Linked DNA regions of Homo sapiens: all the other regions are linked to region 3. Evidence: chromatin loops called from intact Hi-C (ENCODE). Cell type or tissue: PC-3. All regions are shown on one strand.

Region 1 (5,000 bases), 340 kb after region 3:
CATCTGGGCCAAGTTCAGGGCTGGTGCTCTCGTTCAGATAGATTTAGCTGGTGGTGCAGAGATCCGTGAGCTTGCTTTTACAGGACTTTAATGATATATAAAAGCAGCACGAGGTGCTCCTGACTGTGGATTAATTTGGAGATGACTTTCTCTGTTGAAGAGTAGCAAGACTCTCGCGAGTTCTTAAAAATGCACTTGTTTGGTATGAGAATGAAAAGCAGTGGCTGAAGAACCAATCTTCAATGGGCAAGCCTTCTCTGGTAAGTTAAACAAATTCAGGCTGGGATTTAGAGGAATTCGTGCTTGTGTAAGGATTAGGGCATGCCAAAGTGAAAACTCCAGTATGCAAAAGTATTACTGAGAGGTGATTTAGAAATACAGATACTTGCGTTTATTTGACAGATCTGGAGCAGTTACTGTCTGCTGCAAAGGTTGCCACTACGGATGCAAGAGGAAAGGGCCCTCATGATTTCTGTTTGATTGTGGCCACCAAGACTAAATGGCGGAATGTAGGAATTACAAAAGCATGGAGGAAGGGAGGGAATTTTTGCAACTCATGAATAACCTTGTAAATGGAAAAGCCTGCTTTACCCCTGAAAAAGGAATAAAAGACTTGAGTTTACATGAGAAGTGTTAAAAAAAATTTCCCGTATACCCTTGCCTTCTGGTTAATTCCATTTTAAAATTGTAATTTAAAGCTAAATTAAAAGTAAGCCAATGTTGTGGAGGCGTGGAGTGGAATACAAGTACCTGGGCCCCACTTCCCAAGATCTGGATTTAGCTGGTCTGAGATAGATCCTAAACTCTGAATTTCTAACAAGCTCCCAGGTATGCTGATGCTGCTGTTCTGCACGTCATACCTGGGGTGGCACTGAGTGAGAGGTTGTTAGTTTTCCATTTTTGAAGGTATTGAGCAGAGAATGGTTCTCAAATTTGGCTGCATTAGAGTCAACTGGGGAGCTTTAAAAAAGCCCTAGTATCCTGACTGCATCCCAGATCAACAACAGCAGAAAGTCCCATAAAAGCAAGCTCATGGATCTCTGCACCACCAGCTACATCCATCTGAACAAGAGCACCAGCACTGAACTTGGCCCAGATGCTCACAAGATAATGAAGGCTGTGGGGTTCAGGCATCTGTATTTTTAATAGCTTCCCACATAGTTCAATGTGTAGCCGAGGTGAAGAACTGCTGCTCTAGGAGGAAATTATTTGAGGCAACGGCAACCAAAGGTCTTAGTCATCATGAGGTGTCAGAATCACTTTGGAGACCACGAATATTTTGTAACGCTTCCTGTCCTATCTTGAAATGAAATTCACAGATTGTATAATCTACTTACATGCATCATTACAAAAAGTTCTTTCTGTAATATAAAGGAGAAACAAAAGAGAAGTTGAAAAAGGTAACTTTTGGTAAACACACACACACACACACACACACACACACACACACATATTCGATAGGTAAATGCTTGGGCACAAGCTCTCTAGAAGACGTAATAAAGTATCCAGGTGTTTGTCTTGTAAGAATGTGATCCCGACAACCCCAGAGCCAGGCCAAGCCTGGAGCACAGGACCAGTGACTCAGACACTACCGGCTTGGCGTCATGGTGCCGTGGTTTTCCATACTGGTGAAAAACGCTCAGTAAATTTCTAGGCACAACAACACACGTTGACTGACTCTGGGTTCCTGCATATTCCGCTCATACTAAACCAGGCGATAATGCTCTATGATTACGTGTCAGAGAGTTAGGGCCTAGGGTAGGTAATTAGCAACTGGTTGTTCACCGACATGCATTTCAGGCTGAATTTTGAGCATTTCAGAAATTCTAGCTTCCCTCTTCCTCCCCCAAATGCGAAGATGTCTCCACTATAATTGAGCAATCACAAACGGCCCCTTCCAATGTCTCAGGGCTCCCCGTTGAACACCCATGTGGAATAAGGAGTGAAGGTGAGCTCACTGAAATGCACTCGATGCCAGTTCCACCTTCCACACCGGAGCAGCGTCCCGCAGACCAGGGCTGGTGGGCGAAACTGGTGGGCAAAATGGGGTGGGCTGGATAAAGGACTCCCACCCCAAATGGCTGCAGGGGCCTATTTGAGGGAGTGGAGAGAGAAGGGTTGCGGGCTTCCAGCCAAGCTTTACCCTCACTGAAAGTTCAGGTTCAGGGCCCAGTCCCCCAGCGTGAAAAAGGGACCCTTATAAAGAGGTAAAGGGGCTTCCTTCAAATCCCCTGCACCCGCGCCCCCTCCCTCAAAGATAATCCTGGGAAATATTTAGCGATCTCCAGTGCCCTCTAGTGGCAGATACTTGTCATGCCAGGCACCAAAAGATGGTTAATAATTTTTATTGTTTAAAAACATCACACAAGCCCATGCAGGTTCATACAGTAACAATCTCAAGCTTTCCTGCATTTCCTTTTATCATCCCGATCTTACTACACCCCTAGAGAACATTTACATTCCTTTCCTATGCATTTACAAATGATATATATGTATATTATATATTCGTTTCTATATGTTACACAGAGATGTAGACATGTAGAAATATACATTACATGTGCACATATGAAGTGTATGACTTATAAATAAGCATAAAATATATTTTGTATGGCATATATGTGTATATATTTTATATTTACAAATGTAAAAATATTTTAAAACTTTATATAAATATATAAAAATATAATACATTTAATTCTATGCTTTATACAATATGTTTATATAAAGTTTATGCTTATATTGATAATATATTTTTATGTACTATATAAAGTCTGAAAATATATTGTATAAGGTTTATTTTTATTTTTATTTATTTATTTTTGAGACAGGGTCTTGCTCTGTTGCCCAGGCTGGAGTGCAATGGCACAGTTCACTGCAGCCCCGAACTCCTGGGCTCAAGGGATCCCCCCACCTGAGCCTCCGAAGTAGCTAGGACTACAGGTGCAAGTTGCCATGCCTGGCTAATTTTTTGTAGAGACAGGATCTCCCTGCGATGCTCAGGCTAGTCTTGAACTACTGGGTTCAAGCAATCCTCCTGTCTTGGCCTCCCAAAGTGCTTGAATTACAGGTGTGAGCCACACACCCGGCCTGAGGTTTTTAAACACAAAGTGATCTGACTGTTTTACCGCTGCATGCTGTTGTGCAGTGTGGAAATAATCTGATTTGTTTGATTTTTCTCCCCTACAGATGGACATTTAGATGCCTTTCATTTTTCTTCCATTGCAAGAATACTTTGTACATATATGTGAGTTTTTCTATAAGAAACACTTCCAGCTTTTCATTTAAGTCAGAGACTCAAATCTGAAATGCAAAAGCTTGTAAAACTGTGAAGTGTTAAAAATCATCCCGCCAAAGGAGTGAGGTGAAGGGAAGTTTTATAAAATTGGAATGGAAGGAAAAGGCTGGACAGGAGTGGGATGGCGTGGCTGAGAGGGAGATAGGAGGCTGGGTATGGATGAGGAGTGGGAAGTGTGGGATGGCGTGGCTGAGAGGGAGATAGGAGGCTGGATATGGATGAGGAGTGGGAAGTGTGGGATGGCGTGGCTGAGAGGGAGATAGGAGGCTGGGTATGGGTGAGGAGTGGGAATTGGGAACACCGTTTTCACCTAAAGCTGTATTCAGGGCCTGGGGTTTTTGTTTTTGTATTTATTTAGAAAATAGATAAAACTTCTATCTGGTTCAAAATTCGACAACAACAGAAAGGTGTTAGATCTCATCTTCCTTATTCTTCTGTCTTCCAGCCGCTCCGTTCTCCCCAGCAGAGCCAACTAAAGTAATCAGCGTCTTCTGTATCCTTCCACAGATAGTACATGCATAAGCAAAAAGAAAAAAAAAAGTTTCTTTCTCTTTCTCATTTTCCCTTCAAAAACCACCAATAATTGTACCTGACATACATAGCCTGCCCCTTTTCTTCATTAAATAATGGGAGATTATGTCATTAGGAAGAAACAGATTTCTTCATTCTCTCTGCCTGGCATTCCATTATGTGGATGAGGTGTTATTTATTTAAGCAGTCCGCACCTGAAGGACATCTTGGTTGGTTCCAATCTTTGCTATGACAACAGTGCCACAATGAGTAGCCTTGTACAACTGTCATTATGTGCATGTGTGGGGACACATGTAGGATACAGTCCTGGTAGTGGAATTCCTGTCTCAGAGGGTTTTTTAAAAAGAACTGCAAGTTGCCGTCTGTGGAAGCCTTGCCAGTTTGTACCCTTGTGTGTTCTGCTTCACCTCTACCAGCACCGGAGTCACTGAGCGTTATGTTATTTGCCAACTGGATAAGTGAAAAATGGTATCTCAGGGCACGTTATGGGACATGTTAAAGTATAAGTGCAGCCAAATATCTTTTCAAACACTGATGAGGGGCCCTGGAGTTTTAGTGCCTTTCTTTAGAGGAATTTTAGGTGCTGGTCTTACTGACTCGGAGCCTCTTCCTCAATCTGCATCGCCTTAGCTGACCCCAGTGCACTTTAGGGCATTACGTGGATTTGGGGTTTTCTCATCCTGCTCTCCTTCCTTTGGGAGTGGCCTCCAAGGCAGCTGTCTTCCCATTCCCCTTGCTTCCCTCCTATCTCCGTCTCAGCCACGCCATCCCACTCCTGTCCACAAGCCGGGTGCATGAGCCATTCCAGAGGGACTTTACCTTGCTGGAATAAGCGTGGTAAGGGGCCTGGGTGTTGTGGTCCTCCCTCCTTGGGCTCTGGTGCTCTGGTTCCCAGACTGTGACCCACGATCCTCTCGCGTCCAATGTGCGTGACCTCTCCGTCCGATAGCACAAGCAATTCTCAAACAGCCACTTGAGCTGGACGCCCCCGGACATGCCCTGCACTTTTCCAGCTTTACATCCTGGCCTGTGTTGCCCCCTCCATGTGTGATGCCCTCCTTGAGTCCGGCATGGGTGCACGGCTGCCCGCTCCAGCAGGTCAACCCTCGGGCCCATGAACTTCCCCTACACAAGCTCTTGTGGCACCAACTGTCTTCCTAGGTGGTGGCCACAC
Region 2 (5,000 bases), 370 kb before region 3:
CCTTCCCAAAGTTTCTTCCCATCTCCTCTATTATAATAATTATTAGTGTGTGTGGTAAGAACACTTTAAAAGATTTGACATAGACTATTAGTTCCTCCTCAGAAAGGAGTTGATGGGATTTCAGAGGTGGCGTGGCTTGGAGTTGCTCTTCTCTTGATGTCCCCTGAGGGCCTGCACTGATCTTGGTCCTCCTGCCAGTGCTCCCAGCCCCTTATGGACAACTGGCTTTCTGCACCGTTTGAAATGCTAGGCATGGCTGTCCCACACGGTGCTTGCTTTCTCGTGCCTTCTAACCTGGGCACTGAGCTTTCATCTGTGTTCACTGGCTGGCTCCGTAGCATTTCCTGCCACACCTCCATGGAGGTATGGGCATTTTGCATTCCATAAAGGGGAAAAGAGCTTCTTCCTGATCAGAGTTTAAGCTTAAAATGGTTTTCTTCCTCCTGAAACCACAACGTTTCCTAACAACATTAAAATTCCCCTCTGCTCAGCCCCCTACTGGACCAGCTCTGGGCTGGAGTGAGGAAGGCATCCCTGTTGGTGATTTCATGCCCACTGTTGTATAGGCCAGCACTTCCCCAAAGCTGGCCTAAGTACTAGCGTCCGGTTACCCTAGCACTGGAGAGCTTTGGGGGATCTGCCTCTGCCCATTCTGACCTATCCCGTCTAGGAGGAGCCTGACATTTTCATGTAAGGAGCTCCCAGGGCATCCCACACACCAGGAGGCTCAGGAAGCCACAGGTGAATGCTATGCCTGTGTCCCCTAGGGAGGTAAGTCAGTGGCCTGCAGAGCTCTGGGAAATCTTTCTGCCTGGAGAGTAGACAGGCCCACCAGTGAGGATTCCCGTGGAGTATTTAGCCAGCTTGGTTCTAGTTAGATGTAGAAGACATGGAAACAAAATGTGGTGTTGGAACAAAGCCTTTAACTGTGGGCCCCAGGAGTCCCTCTGAGATGTTTGGCCACTTTTCTGCTGAAATTGTGTTTTTATTGGTGGAGGATGCATTTTTAAAGTATAGAGGCGTAGCAAGATAAAGAATAGAAATGCCCCCGTCTGTGGAAGCAGAGAGAGGGCGGGAAGAAGCCATTTTGTCACTCACACAGCAGGTAAATGCCACCCCAAGCCTTACCCTGGCAAACTCCTGACTCCACCTGTGACTTTATTGTCTGAGACACGAGCCTCTACTCTGCTGTGGCTATTGAAAGTTAATTAAACTTAAAGAAAATGACAAATTCCATTTCTCAGTCCCACTAGCCACATTTAAGGGCTCAGAGCCACATGTTACTAGTGGCTACCGCATTGGACAGCACAGATAAAGGCCATCTCCATCCGTGTAGGAAGTGCTCCTGCAGGGCGCTGGCCTAGAGTTACCCCTGGTGGGAGATATGGGGCCCATCAAGCCAGGTAACCATCACTGGGGTGAATTTTTTCTCTGGTGTTGCTGGAGCTTATTGAATAGAGTGTCAGGATAGAATCGCTCGCTGGCTTAAGCTGAATTCCATAGACCTCCATAAAGAAACAGAAAACCTCTTCAGAGGAGAAAGCATAGTTGGAATAGCTCAGTGCTGGCTTAAGCTGTTCTGAGATTTTTCAGTTGTTCACTTCATAACTCTCTGAAACTCCAGCCAATACTTATTATATGGTCAGAGAAATGTGCAGACTCTTCGAATCTTTATTTTGTCCTTTTTCCTCTGGAACAGTGGTTGGAGGTCTCAGGTATTGGTATCTGCTTCAATGTCTGGAAAGCTTCTTGAAAGATGCCTGCTCTTCAACAGAGGAAGACGCAATGTTTACCTTCTTCCTACCATCTTCTGATGACTGGGGGAAGAAGACGACTTGAGACTGGCCTCCAGAATTAGGGTGTTTTTATGGGGAGAGAGTTGGAAGCTTGGGGTAGGGAAAAAGGAATAAGGAAATCCAAATGAGGTTGCTCTAGGGTTGCTATTAAATCCTCTATCAAAAAAAGGCCTGGGTACTGAGGTGAGTTTTGCATTATTTCCTGAAGGTGGAGATGTTGGACTTGGATGGATTCTGTGGCTCATGCACAGGAGAGGCCCAGCCTTTGGTAAGTTCAATTTCTGAGGAAAGATAGCAGGATCCTGTGTTGCTGGCTGGATTGTGAGACAGCATGGGTAGCACTTAAAAAAAAATCATTCAAATTCTTAGAAAGAAAAAGCTGGACTCCAAAGTGACCACATGGGCATTGCTCTGAGGAGAGGAGATATGGAGAAACTACTTGGCAAAATATATTTTATAAAGGTTTTGCACCTCCTGACATGTTGCATTAGAAAGCCATGAGTGATTTACGGCCAGAACTTCCTTTGGCTTCAGTTGAAATGACCTAGCTCTCCCAACTTGCCTCATGGACTCTGGTTTAGCCTGCCAATTAATCAACACCTGTTCAGTGGTAGTCACAACATGCCTGTGTCTACAAGACAGAACCAATGTTCCTTAGCTCAGCCTGTTTCTCAATCTGTAGTTTCTAATATCCTGAATTCCATTTTCTTTTTTGAGTCAGGGTCTCACTCTGTCACCCTGGCGGGAGTGCAGTGGTGTGATCATAGCTCATTGCAGTCTCCAACTCCTGGGATCAAGGGATCCTCCCACTTCAGCATCCCAAGGAGCTGGGACTATAGGCACATGCCACCACACTCGGCTAATTTTTTTTTTTTTTTTTTTTGAGATGGAGTTTCGCTCTGTTGCCCAGGCTGGAGTGCAGTGGCGGGATCTCTGCTCACTGTAAGCTCTGCCCCCTCCCGGGTTCATGCCATTCTGCCTCAGCCTCCCGGGAAGCTGGGACCACAGGCAGCTGCCACCATGCCTGGCTAATTTTTTTGTATTTTTTTTTAGTAGAGACGGGGTTTCACTGTGTTCGCCAGGATGGTCTCAGTCTCCTGACCTCGTGATCCGCCTGCCTCGGCCTCCCAAAGTGCTGGCATTACAGGTGTGAGCCACTGCGCCCGGCCCACACTCGGCTAATTTTTTAAGTTTTTGTAGAGACAGGGTTTCACTATGACGCCCAGGCTGGTCTTGAACTCCTGGGATCAAGCAATTCTTGAGTGCTGGGATTATAGGCACGAGCCACCATGCCTGCCCTGAATTCCAATTTCTACTAGAACTAAAGAAAGCTAGTCTCTGCTCCTTCTCCTTTTCCCACTGTGTCCTCTGGCTCCTAATTCAAGAACATGGTGTCTAGCATATGAGTATTTGTTAAATGAGGGAGTGAATTAGAAAATTACACTTAAAGTAGGATGTCCTAGGTTAAAGGCAACAGAATTTAGTGAGAGTGTGTGGCGGTCAAAAAGTTAGGAGTTCTTCCTAATAATGCCTTACATTTGGATAGCACTGTCTTCGCAAAGCTCTTTCACACCTATAATTTCATATGACTTACTGTTAAACCTTAGATAACATTAATAGCCTTTATGTGCCTTCATTTTTCACCCATGGCAAAGAAAAGATACCCAGTGGAAATACTGTTATCTTTTCATCAAGATGTTGTAAGAGTTATAATTGAGTAATTCCCTAGAATATCATTAGAAGTCAATCTGAATATAAAAGGGAATGCCATCACTTTTTGAAGTTTTTAAAGCCTATTTGTTATGGCCTAAGTGGGAAAAGCTGCCCAATAAATTAGTACAGTTTAAATAGGAATGTCAAGTTACCTCTGACTGGAGCTTGGTAGAATGTGAGAAATCTGGGCTTGGGCATCTTGCTGAGATGATCCTGGAAGGCAGGCCATGTAATGGACTTGCTTGTTTCACAATCAACCATTTTCCATCCCTCCAGGCCTCCCTCCAAGTGTTTTCCCAGGTGGGCGGCCTGCCAGGCTGTGTGCATGACAGTCTGACCCCTCAGGTTGTTTATAAGGTTCTTCAGGGCAGAGGTTCCTTGAGGACCAGTGGTCAAGGACTTGGGTTCCAGCCCCAGCTCTACCGCTCACCAGCTGTGTGCCTCTCCGAATCGAAGCGTCTTTATGTCTAAAATGGAAGCCACTACACTTCCCTCCCAGAGGAGGCATAAGAGACCTATGCCTGTGTAACGTGACCGGTGCCTGGCATGTAATACATTCTCAATAAATGGTGACTATGATTATCTTCTTGTGGAATTTTCTTTCTCACTTATTGTCAGTGCCTAGAGAATTGATAGGAACTTGGAAGGTAATAAGTAATGCTTACCAATTTGAGAGGCTGAATCCTTACATGGTGTTAATGATCTTGGTTATTTTCTCATTGATCTTTGATCCATTTCTACGTGTGGGCCAGGACATGCGGTATTTACTGTTAAAAGTAAGGTGGTAGAAGTTCAGTACACAATGAAAATGTGCAGTTTTCTTTACTAGGTTTGGAATATTCTTGGTAAAATAAATACTAAGATTTGTTCTATTAAAACAAATCTGGCTAACATCACAAAGCCAAAACAAAGCCAACCAGAGGTCTGGTGCAATGTTTCAGGCCTGTAATCCCAACACTTCAGGAAGCTGATGCGGGAGGATTACTTGAGCCCAGGAGTTCCAGACCAGCCTGGGCAACATAGTAAGACCTCCATCTCTACAAACAAACAAACAGACAGACAGACAAACAAAAAATACAAAAATTAGCCAGACATGGTGGCATATGCCTGAAGTCCAGCTACTTGGGAGGCTGAGGTGGAGGATCACTTGAGCCCAGGAGGTTGAGGCTGCAGTGAGCCAAGACTGAGCCCCTGCACTCCAGCCTGGGCAACAGAACAAGACCCTGTCTCAAAAACAAAACAAAACAAAAGGCAACCAGGATGGAATGTTGATTTAAACCTCAATTTCATTGACCTGTTTTAATCAAATAAGCCTACTTTAATTGACGGGAAAAACCAATAGTAATGTCCTGAATGCTTCATCTCAGCACATACAGACAATTTTTAAAATGCAACTCTCACTCTCGAGAGCTGGAAGGGAAACCTTTCTCTTGCAGCATTGTAGGGCTAATGCCTTGCCTCTTGGGGAGGACACTAGGATCCAAAGATAGG
Region 3 (5,000 bases):
TTTGAAAATATTTGCACCAGAGCCAAGTATTGTTTTGCAGCTGTTGTTTCCTTGGTTTAAGACTCAATTGACACCTCAGTGAACCACAAATTAGCGTCTACAGCTGCTCGCAGTAGGACTGCTTAGAGACCACACAATGGAGGTTGTCAGAAAAAGGGCAGAGAGAAAACATCAGGCCTTAAAAGAAATAAAGTGGCATGTTTCTTCTTTTTGTGATGGCTAATATATAAACTAGTAATTGCTGGATATTCATTTTTATTTTCCTCTTTTTTTTTAACCAAGTGTTTAGGCTAGGTTATTCTTTCCTTTTCTAATACTTTCTTGCTTATTTTCCATAAAGAACAAAATTTATCTTTTCACATTTGTCAAACTGTAGCACTCGCTTCTTGTAGGTTTTTTGAGCTGTGATAAGAGAGTTGTGTGCTGAATTTGTCATTAACATAAAATACTAATCACAGTAGCTTCAGGTCACTTAGAATTTATAGATGGGAATATAAGCCATCACCTGATGAAATACCCTACTCTTTTGCTTTGAGCTAAATATTGTTTAAAATGGCATAGCAACTTTCCTTTTGGAACAGCATTGCTCAGTAAAAAGGTGTCCTTCAGATGATTATATTACATTTGAATTAACTGCTTGTCTCTGATGAAATTTTAGAACAGGAACTTTACATTTCTAGTATAACATATAATGTTCCATAAGAGAAAATGATTTGAACCAGAAATGCTGAATTTTTTAAATGAAAAAAATCCTATTTTTATTCATATTTTATAAACAATACAATGTTTTTAGAACCTGGAGTATATTAAAATGAGATTGAATTTCTAAAATTATAAGTTTTAGAAACTTGACAAGTTAAGTTTTAGAGAAATAACTCATTTAATTTTCAGAAGTTATTATTTTTAATGCCTGAGTTTTCGTCCATATTTTTGAAGGAAGTGGGAGGTAAATGGGACAGGAAGAGTGTTAAAGTATTATGTTATTATGATTGTATTATAAATTCAAGTTCTAGGTCTCCTAAAAGAAAGTTTAAAAGACAGTAAATTCTACAGATAATTTTCAGGGCCGAATGTTACCATTTGGCTTAATAATATATAGAGGCACTAAAAAACTCACTTCTTCCTAAACAGTCTTTACGTAGGTTCTTTGGGAAATTTTTAAAGACATTGAGAAAGCAATTGGATTTTGTAAAACATTTCTCAGTCTAATAATTTCACATCTTGTCTATATTTTACTAAACTAAAATCAAGCATTTTCCTCCTTCAAATTGAGACAGAGGTATTTTGTTATTAGTATCGTTTCCGTATGAAATTAATTTCCTAATAAATTACAAGTAATCTCATCATCCCCTTTAAGAAAACAAAAAAAAAAACCACACAAAAAGGCCTTGAAGGAACTCTTGGTTCTAGGCACTTGATAATAATCCAGTGATGAAAAGGTCTGGGTCCAGAGTGCGTGGGTTTGGCGTGCTGTTTGTCACGGTTTGGTTCTTGTGCTGGGCTTGGTGTTGTTCATATGCCACCCTGGGCTTTGGAGAGCTCCAGTTTTGCTGTTTGTGCTGGATTCACTGAAATTTCTTAGAGGCTTACATTTAAGGATCCCACTTACTGCAGTCACTCCTTGTGCTTTATTGCTTTTACAAGTGGTCTCGAAACCCGGTACTTGAGAATAAACATAACAGTGCAGTGCTGCTGTAGCACTTTTAAAATTCTTCTTTGCTCTATTTTGTCAGTGAGCTGATGAGCAACCTCAAAAAAAGAAAAAAAAAAAACCCACTGGACCTAAAAAAAAAAAAAAAAAAAAATGGCTTCCTCTGATGTCCTAGAGACAATAATTATGATGTGCTAGTTAAGCCCAAACTACAGCTGAGGGATTTTACTTTAAAGCAGCGGCTTGGGCGCAAAAATGCATTTATAGCTCTTTGTCTGCACCTCATTATGTGTGGGCCTGATTCATTAAGTAATTGGTTTGCAGTTGTTTACATGAGTATTAAGGCCTTCTTTTCAGCCGCCTTTGAGAGATACATTGTGCAAATGTTGCCTGTGATGAATGCAGAATGAGGGCCAGAGGGTCCGTCCTATTGGCTAAACAGTGCACTCCTGTTGAAAAGCCAGAGAAAGGGATTGGGTGCTGCTTTGCATAGCAATGACTTTCTTAATAAGCGTTACAGATTAATACACACAAGCTATAAAAGATGCAAAGAGATACTCTTAGCACATTTATACATGCTCATTTCATTGTGATGGTGGTGGGGTTCGGGTGCTTTCATATTCCGTTTTTCAGAGCAGCAGCTTCAGTGCATGAGCCGTAATAGAATCCGATGTTTATTGTATTATAAATCACGGGCAAGTAGGCAGATTGGCAACAGTTTATTATTAAAGATTCTTTCAGTGTAAATCTTTTTCTACCATTGTATTTGCTTCAGCAAAATCATTTTGTGGTTGAGTGGGGATGAAAAGCATAATGTACGAAGGAGTGAGTCCTAATAGGAAGCCGTTCTCCAAGTAAAGACCACTTGTTCCCTTTTGTTCAGGGGTGCATGCCAGAGCTTCCTCTCCTCTGCAAACATTGTCTCGCTTTACCTTCCCCAGCAAGCGGTTTTCACTCTCCCGGATCCATTTGTTCAATGGAGAGTATATTTTAAAAGCCTGCCCTTAGCTTACTGGTTCCTGCCTTGTAACTTCAGCTTACTGGTTGGACCAGATAATGTTTTACCAAAAGGAAAGGGTGTGTGCTTGCAACATAATTGCCTGGGGGAAAGGTAGCAGAAGTCACCCCGCCACTGTACCCTGGCAGGGCCACCGTGGGTGGCATTCTGTGCCAGCCTTGCAGCCACCAGAGCGGCCAGTGGAGGGCGCCAGCCTGCAGCTGATGCTCTGATGGCGGTGGCATTTTCTGTCTTTGCCTGGTCACTGTGCCATTTTCCCCAGGATAACATAAAGATTATAAGGAACCAATAGTCCAGTGAAATAAAAATGAGTTTTTCCTGAAAGTCCTTTAGGTTCTTATATAAAAGCACTCTTCTCTGTCTTGGGTTTGGCACATCTCCATTCTTAAATTCCACTGAATTAGCAGCTTCCTAAATATGTCACGTTTCTTATCACAAGCCTACATACGTTGTTTTTTCTGCACAAAGCAAATAAGAACAATCGCTTGATTATTTGAAGAGAAAAAGTTAAGTTGACCTCAGGCAGCTGAAAGTGGCATCTTCTGTAGGAACCCCGATTAACCATCAGGGGGCGCTCAGACTTTGTTAAATTACTGGTAGGCCTTTAAAACCTAAAATTAGTGTTTACAGAGATTTGTTGGCATAGTCATTGGGATTTTTTTCTTTCTGGATTATTTTTTGCCTTCTGTTTTTCAGAAACATATGTCTGTTTTGAGGAACGTTCAAGCTGAAATTGCTCCTTTAGAAATTGTAATACTGATTTCCACTAGCAGTCAAAAATTATTACAAATTTTAGAATTTGGAGTCTAAAGACTATGTCTTATAATAAATTAGCTATTTTCAGCCTTCTAATAAGACTCCAGAACTGGAAGGATACTTCCTGCTGCCGGGAGCCATTCCTCCTTATCCTGGACATCATAGACAGTGCTCCTGGCAGGACCCTCTGAGTCTCATTGCCACACTCAATTGGTGAGGCCTCAGAGTCACAATAACTTGGGTATATTTGTTAATGGGCCATGGCTATTTTTTCTTTTTTTAAAAAAATGATATGACAGGCCAGGCGCAGTGGCTCATGCCTGTAATCCCAGCACTTTGGGAGGCCGAGGCAGGCAGATCACTTGAGGTCAGGAGTTCAAGACCAGCCTGGCCAACATGGTGAATATCCCTATCTTTACTAAAAATACAAAAAAAATTAGCCAGGTGTGGTGGTGTGCACCTGTAATCCCAGCTACTTGGGAGGATGAGGCAGGAGAATCGCATAAACCTGGGAGGCAGAACTTGCAGTGAGCTGAAATTGCACCAATGCACTCATCTGGGCAATGGAGCAAGACTCTGTTTAAAAAAAAAAAAAAAAAAATGATGGCTGGGTGCGGTGGCTCACACCTGTAATCCCAGTACTTTGGGAGGCCAAGGTGGGTGGACCGCCTGCAGTCAGGAGTTCGAGACCAGCATGGCCAACATGGCAAAACCCTATCTCTATTAAAAGTACAAAAATTAGCTAGACATGGTGGCAGGCGCCTATAATCCCAGCCACTCGGGAGGCTGAGGCAGGAGAATCGTTTGAACCCAGGAGGCAGAGGTTGCAGTGCATCGAGATCGTGCCACTACACTCCAGCCTGGGTGACAGAACAAAACTCCGTCTCAAAAAAAAAAAAAAAAAAAAATAGATATTGACCATGAAATCGAGTCAATGTGTTACTAACATTAGGTTTTCCCTCTGTTCTTTCCTCCAAATTCCACCCCCTGCTCCCGCCCTGGGCCAGGAATGAGTATCTGACACCCACCTCTGCTGCCACACACCTCTCAGGAGACCCTTGTTGCCTGCACCTCTGTCAAGCACGGGTAGTCTGCACACTGCACACCCTTCCCAGCCAGCTCCCCTTGTCCCCCTGCTGAAGAACAGTTAACAACCAGACCGCATGTCATGCCCGCGTATGACCCACTATTTCATGTCCCTGGATTTTATTGGAATGCTCTTGCCCCACTCTTTTACCTGGTTAAGGCCTTCTAGATTTTTCAAGGCTTAACCTTCTGAACGTTTCCTAAGCGGAGACCTGGCTGCACAGCATGCCCTTCCTGTGGTCCCCCTAGCTATTTCTGTTATCATCTGTAGTCAGGGCTAGAAGCCATTTCCCAGTACCCTCCCTCCCGCAGTGGGGCAGGCTTCGTTTCATTTATTTATTTATTTAGAGACAGGGTCTCGCTCTGTCACCCAGGCTGGAGTACAGTGACACGATCTCCGCTCACTGCAACCTTTGCCTCCCAGGCTCAAGCAACCCTCCCACCTCAGCCTCCCAAGTAGCTGAGACCACAGGCACATGCCACCATGCC

Evidence for each region. Peaks named below come from ENCODE experiments on the same cell type or tissue, not always from the same donor. Only the 100,000 strongest peaks of a DNase experiment are listed, where the experiment ranks them.
Region 1: it touches region 3 in a loop (8-fold over the local background); 44 of 110 quality-filtered maps call a loop at or near these places.
Region 2: it touches region 3 in a loop (16-fold over the local background); 56 of 110 quality-filtered maps call a loop at or near these places.

Annotation. Positions count from the first base shown.
Region 1 is chr20:21,569,989-21,574,988 of GRCh38, forward strand. LINC01727 (long intergenic non-protein coding RNA 1727) reads left to right here and starts at 36. Exons shown (of 4, transcript NR_109880.1): 1 at 36-260. RefSeq lists an enhancer at 4,264-4,764. In PC-3, a CTCF peak has its summit at 2,285 (motif pointing left); no DNase peak of the experiment used is centred here; H3K27me3 peaks cover 3,249 bases.
Region 2 is chr20:20,862,529-20,867,528 of GRCh38, forward strand. No RefSeq gene overlaps it. Among named protein-coding and RNA genes, the nearest start is that of LINC03083, 110 kb to the right of the region's middle. In PC-3, CTCF peaks have their summits at 1,996 and 2,205; a DNase peak (open chromatin) is centred at 2,023; H3K27me3 peaks cover 2,062 bases.
Region 3 is chr20:21,232,990-21,237,989 of GRCh38, forward strand. All of the region lies in intron 11 of KIZ (kizuna centrosomal protein), which reads left to right. Among named protein-coding and RNA genes, the nearest start is that of KIZ-AS1, 17 kb to the left of the region's middle. RefSeq lists an enhancer at 1,163-3,605. In PC-3, CTCF peaks have their summits at 2,902 (motif pointing right) and 3,101; DNase peaks (open chromatin) are centred at 2,792 and 3,222; H3K4me3 peaks cover 548 bases; H3K27ac peaks cover 774 bases.